Regions from separate parts of the Homo sapiens genome. Here region 2 is linked to region 1. Evidence: chromatin loops called from intact Hi-C (ENCODE). Cell type or tissue: GM12878. All regions are shown on one strand.

Region 1 (2,500 bases):
GAACCTTCACAGTTCTTGACAACACTGACATTTGTAATTAACATCATGGTCTCTTCTCTGGAGTTCTAGTAAATAGAAACATTTCATGTGTTTAAAATGGATAATTTTTCAGAATGTATAAACAGTAGTTTTACTGTCATATGGAGAGGAGATACAGAGGTATGTACACAATTTGATCACCCCAATAAGCCCTTAGAAGTACCAGTACTTGCATATCTAGAAATTCTGATTGTCTGGGTCCTTAGAGTTGATACAGCCTAGGGACTAACAAAACTCATATGAGATCGATAAATAGTTCATAATGCCTGTGCGTTCATTTACATCAAAAAATATAATCTCCGGCCAGGTGCGGTGACTCATGCCTGTACTCCCAGCATTTTGGGAGGCCAAGGCAGGCAGTTTGCTTGAGCCCAAGAGGTCGAGACATGCCTGGGCAACATGGCAAATCCCTGCCTCTACAAAAAAATATATAAAAATTAGCCAAGCATGGGGTTGCATGCCTGTAGTACCAGCTCCATGGGAGGCTGAGGTGGGAGGATCACTTGAGCCTGGGAAGTCGAGGCTGCAGTGAGCCATGATCATGCCACTGTGCTCCAGCCTGGACATCAGAGCAAGACCCTGGTCTCAAGAAAAAAATACATAATTTCCAAGTGTATCAGAAGTTTGCCAGAAAAAGAACAAGTAAGTGCAACTCTTACATGCAAATCAAATGTAACAATTAAAGAGATAAATGCTCTCAATGATTAGTCTCACCAAGTCTGGTTACATGCATGACCACTCAGTCCAGGTTGATTATTCATATCACTTCGTCAATGTGCTCCCTTTTCTGAGTAATGCTGAATAACCACAAATTTTACTTTGGAAGATGTTCTTTTTCCAAAAATCCATACAGATCATTCCCTCCCTATAAATACCTATTTTCTTCAGACAGAGAGCAATTCCACTGATTAAGTTTTAGCTTTCATTGTCACAATTTCTTTCTAGTAATTTAATTTCATTGAAGATACAACCTTTGTACTTTGGCCAGACTCGGTTGTTCCCAAACCTCTTCTGCTACTCATTTAGAGATAATAAAATGTCTAGTTTCACTAGTTGTGTTTTCACTTTCAAGTTCGTTCTGACTTTCTTAAGCTTACATTCTAAAAACATGAAATCAGCCATAGATTATGTGGTTTTCATTCTTTTGTTTTCAAGGTGTGGTTCCCAGGCCACTATCATTGGCATCACCTGGGAACCTATTAGAACTGCAGCCTCTGGTTCTCCACCCTAAACCTATTGAATCTGAAATTCTGGAGGAGGAACCCAGTAACCTCTGGTTTAATGTGCCTGCAGCTGATTCTAAGGCATGCTAAAGAGCCACCATATTAGTTAAATCTCACTAGATGACTAAAGTGAATTTGTCTAGAGGGCTGTTGAAATTATTGAAAAATATGTAATCTGCTTAATTAAAAACAATATGGTCATTGACTGGAAATATTTTGTTGTGTATGAAAAATCTGTTAATCATGTTAATATTTGCTATCATTGGGAGAAGCTGGATGGACAATGCATAGTACCTCTCTGTACTATTTTTATTATTTATTTATTTAGAGACAGGTCTTACTCTGTTGTCCAGGCTGGACTGCAGTGACACAATCTTGGTTCACTGCAGCCTCAACCTCCAGGACTCAAACAATTCTTCCACCTCAGTCTCCCGAGTAAGCAGGATTACAGGTGCATGCCACCATACCAGGCTTTTGCTTTTTTTTTTTTTTTTTTTTTGCAGAGATGGGGTCTCACATGTTGCATAGCCTGGTCTTGAACTTCTGGGCTGAAGTGATCTACCCACCTCTGCCTCCCAAAATGCTGGGATTACAGGTGTGAACCACCATGCCTTACCTGTACTATTTTTATAACTTGTTGTGAGTCTATAATTATTTCAAAATTAAAAATTAAAAAACCTTTAAAATATATTTTTATTATTAAGGGAATTTGCTTTCATATAGGAAGAATTAAGGTAGCCTCGTGGCACATAAATGAGAAAACAAAGATGTTCACCTATGCTATCTGTGTTTTACTGAAATCTCCCTTATGCTTTTTTTCATCCTATCAGTGAGAGGGAAAGTGAGAAACACATCAGTTCTAAAGATCCAATGTCTACTTGGGCACTATATGACAAACCAAAAACAAGTTGATATTCCCCCCAAATTAAAAAAATTGCAGAATATGTAATTATATTCACAAAAAGTTTTGTAATTAATAAATATCAGAGTTTAATTCACATAAGTATAGGTGTTAAGTTTTACAGATTTTCAACAGGATTGTGCTTCAAAGGATAAAATTGACCACATTAAAGGTTGGATGATTTTTCTGTTCTTGCCCTCAAAGGAGCAGGTGCCAAATGGAATTAGACATGCAAAAACTATGCGAATTTCAGACATTTTTAAAGGAACTCTGTGTGAAAATTTTCCATCATATATGGTTTGAGACCAAAACATTCTAATATGGTAAAAATTAATAG
Region 2 (2,500 bases), 97 kb before region 1:
AGGATTGAATCTAAAATAAATTGAGAAGTCAGATTTTCTTTTTACATCTAAAGTTCACTCTTGGTGGTCCACTGACCAGAGCCCTCCTGGTACCTGAATACTGACTTCTATACAACCATTATAACCATAACACCCTCCTTCTTAGTTTTTTGCAATGGAAAAGCTACATCACTACTGTACTGGAAGTTAAAATACCTAGATTTTGATCCTGAGCTTGTTATTCAATTGTTGTGAACATCTGACAATTCATTTTCCCTCACTGAGTTCCAATTGCCTTGAATATAGAGTTAGGAAGCTTAATTAGACCAGTGTTTCCCAAACTTGCCTAATTATAATAACCTGAATCAATACTCTGAGCCCCTTGTTAAGAATATAGACTCCTGAGCCCCACCCCAAACATACTTGGGGCAGAAGGAAGGGTAAAAGGAAAAAATTAAATTACAATGATGTAAATTTCATTAATTGTATGCAGTTTCAGTATATTAACTTGACTTTAAGCCATACCTATGCCCCAAAAGTTATCAATTACTAAACATTTTTGAATCTGAAAAAGTGGCCTAAATATCATTCCTAAAGAACATTGCAAAGGCTTTACTGGCAGCTATTTCAGCCTACTGGGCTATTTTAATTTAATTGTTTGTTTTCTCATAATCTGGATAGTCAATCTCTGGATGGCTAAAGTAGACACTCCTATACTAGGGAATTCCTTACACATGAAAATACAACTACAAAAGAAATTTCCAACATCTTTATTCTTTAAAATTACCACAACCATTAAACAACTAAACAATTAAATAACTAAATCATTTTCATTAAAAAGTATCTTCCAATTTTTAAAATGTTTCTAACATAATGGAATAAACAAAATAGTCTTACCTAATCGTAATTCTCCAAAATTGCCACATCCAATTTTTTTTCCAACTCTAAAGTTAGGTCCAACCATTAAAACTCCAGACGATGAAGACCCAGTTCCTCGAGTGTTGTGTCCCGATCGACCACTAGGTCGTGCCATTCTATCATCTGATTTGTCCTTGTCTTTCTTTTTATTTTCCATATCAAGTTTGCGGTACTCCACTTTGAATTCTTTAATCAAGACAAGCACACTGAAACAGGGTATTGTGAAAATAGGTACATCACTAGGTAACTGTACCAGATGGGTAATGTTAACATTCAAATTGCAGTAGGTAGTCAATTAACTGGAGCATGTTCATCCCATTCGTAAAATTTTTCTTAGTGTCTTTTCAGCAAAACATGTCTTCAAAATTATCTTTTCAATGATGTGAGCTGATATTGATAGAGAGCTAGAATATTAAGAAAAGGAAATTAGTCAACTAAGAATTTTAAAATATATGTCTGGGAAATTAGATAACATAACAAAAGCTTAGGCAAGAATTACTGCTATCTATTGATGCCCATTGAAATCAAACCACAGTATACTTTTAAATTAACCACTACCCTTTATTTATATACCTTAATAACAAAGATACGAAACAAAGATATCAGGGATTCAATTACTTCTTAAAAATTAAAGGAACAAAATTATACTGTTTCATAAATCAACATACATTCACTAATATAAACCTCCCAACTTAAAATTACCTCAATTAGACAAAAAGTACTCAAAAAATTCCAGTAAGTCAACATAAGATTTTCAATTTAAAAGTAGAAAGAGAATGAATTATAAAAATAAAATACCTTAATAAAAATATATTCCCCATGTTCATATACTTAATAATTTTCAAAGTCTTTTTTAAATATATATTATCATATGATTTTCATTTATTCAAGTATTACCTTATAATTACACATGGGATTGGAGCATAGAACTGACAATATCAAGAACATTCTTCCCACCCCTCAAAGAAAACAATTAATTCTTATATAACATTTAACGTGGGCCTTAAAAACATAAATGTAATTTCACAAGACTGTGAAATGTTGACAGGCATCAACCTTATCAGATGCAGAAATTAGGTATTAAATTTCTAACATGCAGATAAAAACATTAAAGCTCAAAATATTTTTCAAGGCTTTTGGAAGAGTCTGCCCCATTCATAGTCTCTGGGAATTGCAGTGATCAAATGTACCTTAATTCTGTGGTAATTCTGCACCTTTACAGGATTTCCCTACTTTTGTTTGAACAAATTGAGTGGGCTATCATTCGTTGCTATTAAAGAAGTTATAAATTCAAAATATAGTCACTAATGAAGAAACAAGGATTGATATCAAATACTTATTCCTATTACAAAAATTTTCTAATTATATAATGCAACCATAAAAAGGGTTGAAACGGACAGTATTTTCTGATTAATTTTCAGCAACCCCCAAATATACAATTACTGTTACAAGTAGTGACTAACTGGGGCCGGTGGTGTAGGCAATAAGGGAATTTACCAAGACAGTTGGTAAAGAAAGGCAGGCTTATTAGAAAAAGTAGGAAAACACTTTGCAAGAAAGCAATGGGCAGATGAGCAAGAGAGGAGCTGACTGAAAAGAGACT

Evidence for each region. A loop is a pair of places that touch in the nucleus more often than their neighbours do. Peaks named below come from ENCODE experiments on the same cell type or tissue, not always from the same donor. Only the 100,000 strongest peaks of a DNase experiment are listed, where the experiment ranks them.
Region 2: it touches region 1 in a loop (2.1-fold over the local background); 2 of 110 quality-filtered maps call a loop at or near these places.

What each region holds. Positions count from the first base shown.
Region 1 is chr5:123,446,828-123,449,327 of GRCh38, reverse strand. No RefSeq gene overlaps it. Among named protein-coding and RNA genes, the nearest start is that of CEP120, 25 kb to the right of the region's middle. RefSeq lists a silencer at 983-1,092. In GM12878, no CTCF peak of the experiment used is centred here; DNase peaks (open chromatin) are centred at 800 and 1,157.
Region 2 is chr5:123,544,218-123,546,717 of GRCh38, reverse strand. It overlaps CSNK1G3 (casein kinase 1 gamma 3), which reads right to left. Exons shown (of 14, transcript NM_001364140.2): 2 at 877-1,301. The coding sequence starts at 1,054. Among named protein-coding and RNA genes, the nearest start is that of CSNK1G3, 33 kb to the right of the region's middle. In GM12878, a CTCF peak has its summit at 997; no DNase peak of the experiment used is centred here.